Linked DNA regions of Homo sapiens: region 1 is linked to region 2. Evidence: read pairs that join two places in POLR2A ChIA-PET (ENCODE). Cell type or tissue: IMR-90. All regions are shown on one strand. Region 1 overlaps DOCK6 (dedicator of cytokinesis 6). Region 2 overlaps CARM1 (coactivator associated arginine methyltransferase 1).

The links. ChIA-PET counts read pairs that join two places held together with the same protein. Peaks named below come from ENCODE experiments on the same cell type or tissue, not always from the same donor. Only the 100,000 strongest peaks of a DNase experiment are listed, where the experiment ranks them.
Region 1: POLR2A ChIA-PET joins it to region 2 with 7 read pairs; 3 of 35 experiments call an interaction of 5 or more read pairs at or near these places.

Annotation. Positions count from the first base shown.
Region 1 is chr19:11,212,682-11,216,681 of GRCh38, reverse strand. It overlaps DOCK6 (dedicator of cytokinesis 6), which reads left to right. Exons shown (of 48, transcript NM_020812.4): 31 at 755-881; 32 at 1,211-1,295; 33 at 2,033-2,129; 34 at 2,273-2,407; 35 at 3,354-3,506. All of the region lies in intron 2 of DOCK6-AS1 (DOCK6 antisense RNA 1), which reads right to left. Among named protein-coding and RNA genes, the nearest start is that of DOCK6-AS1, 11 kb to the right of the region's middle. In IMR-90, no CTCF peak of the experiment used is centred here; no DNase peak of the experiment used is centred here.
Region 2 is chr19:10,882,927-10,886,926 of GRCh38, reverse strand. All of the region lies in intron 1 of CARM1 (coactivator associated arginine methyltransferase 1), which reads right to left. Among named protein-coding and RNA genes, the nearest start is that of CARM1, 13 kb to the right of the region's middle. RefSeq lists enhancers at 2,888-3,728, 3,729-4,000. In IMR-90, no CTCF peak of the experiment used is centred here; a DNase peak (open chromatin) is centred at 2,456; H3K27ac peaks cover 338 bases.

The DNA of each region.
Region 1 (4,000 bases), 330 kb before region 2:
ATCCCAGCACTTTGGGAGGCCGAGGCAGGTGGATCGCCTGAGGTCAGGAGTTCAAGAGCAGTCTGGCCAACATACTGAAACCCCGTCTCTACTAAAAATACAAAATAATAGCTGGGTGTGGTGGCGCGCACCTGTAGTCCCAGCTACTTGGGAGGCTGAGACAGGAGAATCACTTGAACCCGGGAGGTGGAGGTTGCAGTGAGCTGAGATTGTGCCACTGCACACCAGCCTGGGCAACAGAGTGAGACTCCATCTCAAAAAAAAAAAAGAAGAAAAGAAATTTTTTTAAAACAGGGCCTGGTGCGGTGGCTCACGCCTGTAATCCCAGCACTTGAGGAGGCTAAGGCAGGCAAACTGCTTGAGCCCACGAGTTTGAGACCAGCCTGGGCAGCATGGTAAAACCCCATCTCTACGAAAAATACAAAAATTACCTGAGCATGGTGGCACATGCTGGTAGTCCCAGCTATGGAAGTGGCTGAGGTGGATTGCCTGAGCCCAGGAGGTGGAGGTTGCAATGAGCCAAGATCATGCCACTGCTCTTCACCCTGGGCGACAGAATGAGAGAGACTCTGTTTCAAGAAAAAAAAAAAATTTTTTTTTTGGTAAGTGCTAAGAATTTAGAGGAAAAAGGCAATCTGTCTTTAAGCACAGGGGCCCGGAGGTGAGAAAGAGCACAAAGAAAGGGATGGGGCCAGCCCAGGTCCCCCCGAAAAGAGCAGAGTCAGCCTGGAACCCCAGTTCTCTGCACCCCCAGGGGAAAAAGGCCTTTGAACGCATCAACAGCCTCACATTCAAAAAATCTCTGGATATGAAGGCGCGGCTAGAGGAAGCCATTCTGGGTACCATCGGAGCTCGACAAGAAATGGTTCGGCGAAGTCGTGGTAAGAGGGTGACATACCCACGTGTCCCCATCCCACCAGCTGCTCCCACCTTGTGTCAAGGGGACCCCATGAAGGGGGCCATCCCTAGCTTACTTTCTGCCTCACTTTTCCTGGAGAGAAGTCCACAAATCATCACCGTACACATGCGCCTGTGCGTCCCCATCTGTCACTCGTGTTTGCCCCTGTGCGTCCACCCGGCAGGCTTCTGCTCCACCCAGTGCCCTCATGGGTCAGCCCACCTGAATATCTTCATGCCTGTGCATTTCTCCTGATGTTCACGTGTGCCCTGTGTTTTTACGCATCTGTGATCGTGCACCCACGCGTCTCAGAGAGGAGCCCGTTTGGGAATCCGGAGAATGTGCGCTGGCGGAAGAGCGTCACACACTGGAAGCAAACCTCAGACCGCGTGGACAAGTAGGTGTGGGCAGGAGGGTGTCTGCTGAGTTCAGAACAGTTTGGGCCGAGGCAGGAGGATTGCTTGAGTCCAGGAGTTCGAGACCAGCCTGGGCAACATAGTAAGACCCTCTCTACCAAAAATTTAAAAATTAGCCGGGCATGGGCCGGGCGCAGTGGCTCATGCCTGTAATCCCAGCACTTTGGGAGGCCGAGGCAGGCGGATCACAAGATCAGGAGATCGAGACCATCCTGGCTAACGGTGAAACCTTGTCTCTACTAAAAAATATATAAAAAATAAGCCAGGTGTGGTGGCAGGTGCCTGTAGTCCCAGCTACTAGCGAGGCTGAGGCAGGAGAATGGTGTGAACCCGGGAGGCGGAGCTTACAGTGAGCCGAGATCGCGCCACTGCACTCCAGCCTGGGTGACAGAGCGAGACTCCATCTCAAAAAAAAAAAAAAAAAATTAGCCAGGCATGGTGGCATGTGCCTGTGGTCCCAGCCACTCATGAGTCTGAGGTGGGAGAATGACTTGAGCCTGGGAGGTTGAGGCTGCAGTGAGCTGGTGATCACACCACTGCACTCCAGCCTGGGCAACAGAGCAAGACCCTGTCTCAGAAAACAAAAAAAACAAAAACAAAAAACAGAACAGCTTCCAGGGAGCCAGTGCCCCCTGGGCTGCCAGGGGAAGGAGAGAGCTCAGCCATGGAGTAGGATCTCACCCCGAGTGGGCCCCCAAGACCTCCTTTCCCCTTCCAGGACCAAGGATGAAATGGAACACGAGGCCTTGGTGGAAGGGAACCTGGCAACCGAGGCAAGCCTAGTGGTTCTGGACACACTGGAGATCATCGTGCAGGTAGGGCTTGATCCAGCATCTGCCTTGTGCTCTGAGCCCAACTGCAGTGCCCTGTGGTCTCTGACTCCATAATCCCTCTCCTTCCCTTTCCCCATAACCACCCTAGGCTCTAACACCTGGATTTCTGACCCCCTTCCCTCCAGACGGTGATGCTTTCAGAAGCCCGGGAGAGCGTCTTGGGGGCAGTGCTGAAGGTTGTGCTGTACAGCCTGGGCAGTGCCCAGAGTGCCCTCTTCTTGCAGCATGGCCTGGCCACCCAGAGGGCCCTTGTGTCCAAGGTGAGCACCACTCAACAACCATGATTCTTAGAAAAACAGTAGCAGCTCTAGGCTGAGCACAGTGGCTCATGCCTCTAATCCCAGCACTTTGGGAGGCTGAGGTGGGAGGATCGCTTGAGGCCAGGAGTTTGAGACCAACCTGGGCAACATAGTGAGGCCCCTGTCTCTACAAAAAAATTAAAAATTAGCTAGGACTAGGCACGGTGGCTCACACCTGTAATCCCAGCACTTTGGGAGGCTGAGGCAGGAAGATCATGTGAGCCTAGGAGTTCGAGACCAGCCTGGGCAACACGGTGAGACCCCATTTCTACAAAAAAATAAACTGAGTGTGGTGGCATGCACCTGTGGTCCTAGCTACTCGGAAGGCTGAGGATCACTTGAGCCCGGGAGGTCAAGCCTACAGTGAGCCATGATCGTGCCACTGGACTCCAGCCTGGGCAACACAGTGAGAGCCTGTCTCAAAAAAAAAAAAAAAAAATGTTAGCCAGAGAGGATGGCACACACCACCTGAGATCCCAGCTACTAGGGAGCTACTAGGGAGGCTGAGGCAGGAGGATGGCTTGAGCCTGGGAGTTCAAAGCTGCAGTGAGCTGTGATTGTGCCACTGCACTCCAGCCTGGGAGACAAGAGCAAAACTCCGTCTCAAAAAAAAAAAAAAAAAAGGAGCTCATTCATTGAGCACTTACTGTGTGCTCTGCAACTCCATGGAGCTGACTGCTTTGCCACAGTTTACAGTGGAAGGAAGGCAGAATCAGAGTGGCCAAGTCACTCACCTGGGGTCACACAGCAAGGGGCTTAAACCCAGGTCTGACTCCGAACCCAGTGGTACTTGGCCAAAGAGGACAGAACACAAACCCCTGCCCAAGCAGTCCTCATTTGGGCCAGTCCCCTTCTGAGCCAGAACGGGGAGGGGCTGGACAGTGTCTGTCTGGGTCCTTGGGGGCAGTTCCCGGAGCTGCTGTTCGAGGAGGACACGGAGCTGTGTGCCGACCTGTGCCTGAGGCTCCTACGACACTGTGGCAGCCGCATCAGCACCATCCGCACGCACGCCAGCGCCTCGCTGTACCTGCTCATGCGACAGAACTTCGAGATCGGCCACGTGAGTGGGGGCTAGGAGGCATGGTCCACACATGGCTCTGGTCAGGGTGGCCAGTGGGGTCTCAACCATACAGGGAGTGAGGGAGGGGGAGACAGTCATTGAGCATAATGAGCAGGAGGAGGGCTCAGAATGCAATTGGGGGTCAGGTGCCGTGGCTCATTCCTGTAATCCCAGCACTTTGGGAGGCTGAGGTGAGAGGATCACTTGAGGCCAGGAGTTTGAGGCTGCAGTGGGCCACGACTGTGCCACTGCACTCCAGCCTGAGCAAGAGTGAGACCTTGTCTCAATAAAAAAAAAAAAAAAAAAAAAAGGGCCAGGCACAGTGGCTCATGCCTGTAATCTCAGCACTTTGGGAAGCTGAGGCAGGTGGATCACTTGAAGTCAGGAGTTCGAGACCAGCCCAGCCAACATGATGGAACCCCGCATCTCTACTAAAAATACAAAAATTAGCTGGGCATGGTGGCGGGTGCCTGTAATCCCAGCTACTTGGAAGG
Region 2 (4,000 bases):
GCCCAGCTACTTGAGAGGCTGAGGCAAGAGGATCATTTGAAGCCAGGAGTTTGAGACCAGCGTGGGCAAAATATTGAGACCCCATTTTTTTTTTTTGAGATGGAATCTCATTCTATCATCCAGGCTGGAGTGCAGTGGAGCGACCTCGGCTTGCTGCAACTCCTGCTGCCCAGGTTCAAGTGATTCTCCTGCCTCAGCCTCCAGAGTAACTGAGATTACAGGTGCCTGCCACTGCACCCGGCTAAATTTTTTTTGTATTTTTTAGTAGGGATGGGGTTTCACCATCTTGGCCAGGCTGGTCTTGAACTCCTGACCTTGTGATCCACCTGCCTCAGCCTCCCAAAGTGCTGGGATTACAGGCGTGAGCCACCGCACCCAGCCCCCATCTCTAAAAAAGAAAAAAAAAGATAAAAGATAAAAATGAGGGAGGGGGCGGGGCATGGTGACTCACGCCTGTAATCCCAGCACTTTGGGTGGTCGAGGTGGGAGGACTGCATGAGCCCAGGAGTTGGAGAGCATCCTAGGCAACATGGTTGAGACCCCGTCTCTACAAGAAATACAAAAATTAGGCCGGGCACGGTGGCTCACGCCTGTAATCCCAGCTACAGGCTGGGAGGCTGAGGCGGGTGGATCACCTGAGGTCAGGAGTTCGAAACCAGCCTGACCAACATGGAGAAAACCCGTCTCTACTAAAAATACACAATTAGCCGGGCGTGGTGGCGCATGCCCGTAATCCCAGCTACTGGGGAGGCTGAGGCAGGACAATCACTTGAACCCAGGAGGTGGAGGTTGTGGTGAGCTGAGATCACACCATCGCACTCCAGCCTGGGCAACAAGAGTGAAACTCCATTTCAAAAAAAAAAAAAAAAAGAAAGAAAGAAAGAAAAAAATTAGCCAGGTGTGGGGCCACCTGCCGTCCCAGCTACTCGGGAGGCTGAGGCAGGAGCATGAACTGAACCTGGGAGGTTGAGGTTGCAATGAGCTGTGTTCACACCGCTGCACTCCCTGTCTCAAAAAAAAAAAAAAAAAAAAAAAAAATGAGGGAGTGAGCTGTGGCTGCTGTGGCTCCCTGTGGGGGGCTGTCCTGATAGCGAGACTTGGAGTGTGTGAGCGGGAGTAAGAGCCAGGCATCCCATCATCCTGCATCTAGGGGCTCCAGGGCTCAAAGGCAGAGCCAGGCTCCTGCAGAGGGTCCCTCAAGGGCACAGGATGGAAATCTGGAAGCTCCAGCCTATCTTCGCCTTCCCGTCCTGTTCAAGGAAGAATGCAGCAAATTCTCTGGAATGTCCCTCCCTCAGTCTGCAAGAGGCACCCCAGTCTTTGATTATTTATTCACATGCCCCCTGCCCGGGATGGTTAACAAGAGCATCCCTCTTTCACGAGAGCACTGATTGGCCAGGGGCCTTTCTGCAGTCCTCGCCAGGAGTAGCACCCATGCCCACACCGCTGGGCAGGTTTTCTATACATAAAACCACTACGCTTGCACATGTGTAACACATCCGGCAAAAATGAACCCCAGCTCCGAGAACACAATTAGCGGGAGAAAGACCTGCCAACGACATAAAGGAAAACAGCTCAGACCCACGCCTGCCAAGGCTAATGAATCGCTTTAAAGAGACAGACAAAAAGGAAGAATAAAAGGGGGTTCTCCTGGCAGGGGTGGGGGGGCACAGAGCCCCCCAAACCCAGTCTGGACCTGTTTACAAGAATGCCCCGCCTGGCAGCAGGGGACAAATGATGAGAGGAACAGACAGGGAAAGAGGGGCTGTCCCACTGAACAAACCTACCCAGAGGGGAACAAGTTCCATGTCTGGCTTTGGGTGGTGGTGACATGGGTGTCCATAATTGTCAAAAGCATCAAACAGAACTAAGGCCTGGGCATGTGTGTGTACTGACTAAACAACAATTAAAATAAATAAGCGGCCAGGCATGATGGCTCACGTCTGTAATCCCAGCACTTTGGGAGGCCAAGGCTGGTGGATCACCTGAGGTCAGGAGTTTGAGACCAACCTGGCCAACATGGGTGAAACCCCGTCTCTACTAAAAATCCAAAAATTAGGCAGGCGTGGTGGCACGTGTCTATGATCCCAGCTACTCGGGAGGCTGAGGGAGGAGAATCGCTTGAACCCGGGAGGCGGAGGTTGCAGTGAGCTGAGATCACGCTACTGCACTCCAGCCTGGGGGACAGAGCAAGACTCAGTCTCAAAAAAAAATAATAAAATAAAGAAGCGATGCAGAGAATCAACACCAGAGGAGACACAGGAGGGGCCTAGAATCTCCAGACCCAACTCCTTCAGCCCTGGGTTAGGCCTGGTCTCCATTTCCTTCATGTAACTGCTTTTTGGGGAACAAAGGCAAGCACAGGGGGAGGGGGGGCAACTGGGGACTCCAGATTCTTCAACCAAAAGTCAGAGCTGTGTAGTGTCAAAGTGGCAGGTTGGGCTGGGCACAGTGACTCAGGCCTGTAATCCTAGATCTTTGGGAGGCCAAGGAGGGGAGGACTGCTTATGTCCAGGAGTTTGAGACCGGCCTGGACAACATACTAGAGAGCCCATCTCTATGTCTTTTTGTTTTTTTTTTTTTTTGAGACGGAGTTTTGCTCTTGTTGACCAGGCTGGAGTGCAGTTGTGTGATCTGTGGTCACCACAACCTCCATCTCCTGGGTTCAAGAGATTCTCCTGCCTCAGCCTCCAGAGTAACTGGGATTACAGGCATGCGCCACCATGCCTGGATAATTTTTGTGTTTTTAGTAGAGAAGGGGTCTCCACATTGGTCAGGCTGGTCTCGAACTCCTGACCTCAAGTGATCCGCCCACCTCGGCCTCCCAAAGTGCTGGGATTACAGGTGTGAGCCACTGCACCTGGCCCGTAATTAAAAAAACAAAAAACAAAAAACGAAAAAAAAAAAAAAAAACAGAGTCTCGCTCTGTCACCCAGGCCGGAGTGCAGTGGCATGATCTTGGCTCACTGCAACCTCCGCCTCCTGGGTTCAAGTGATTCTCCTGCCTCAGCCTCCCAAGTAGCTGGGATTACAGGCGCACACCACCGCGCCCAGCTAATTTTTGTATTTTTAGTAGAGATGGGGTTTCACCATGTTGGCCAGGCTGGTCTTGAACTCCTGACCTCAAGTGATTCACCTGCCTCAGCCTCCCAAAGTGCTGGGATTACAGGCGTGAGCCACCACTCCCAGCCAATTTTTTTAAAAAATTAGCCAGCCGTGGTGGCGCATACCTGTAGTCCCAGCTACTCAGGAGGCTAAGGCAGGAGGATTGCTTGAGCCCAGGATTTCAAGGCTAACAGTGAGCTATGATCGCACCACTGCACGCCGGCCTGAGGAACACAGCAAGACCCTGTCTCTTAAGCCAAACAAAGAAGTGGCAGGGCCGGCACCGTGGACTTTCTGGGCAGATCTGGAGGCTGCTGAGGGTCCGCCCTGCGCGATCCTTGAGACTGAAACGTGAAGCTCCCCAAGCAGTTCCCCAGAGTGAGATCAGGAAGCAGATCCAGAGGGTGCCGGAGAAGGCCCCTGGGACAGATAAACTACACCGGGGAAAGGGACTCCTCCTCAATCACTGGGGACGAGGGGGTCTTGGGCAGGATTCCCAGGGCTACTCTGTGTCCTACCTACCCCCACACCTGGACAACTTGGGATACATCTTCTCTTCCAGGCCACATAGCAGGCTCAGGAGACCAAGGATTCACCTATGTTGGGTGTGGGCCAATCCTCGAAAGCCCCCTCCATTTAATGGGAGGAAACTGGAGGGAGAACCACGGTTCCCTGGACAAGGTCCCAAGGTGAGGCTCCCATGTGTGCTAATCAGGACCGCCTGCAGCCTCTAACCCAGAGAGTGCTGGGAGGCCAGGGATAGCATTCCAGCCAGGAAAGGCAGAGAGTAGCAGGGCTGACCACAGACACCCTGCAGGCCCCTGGGTCCCCCTCCTTTGCAGCTCACCTCTCTCTGGCCAGGCCAGCCTCTCCCCTACCTCTCCTTAGCTGCCAT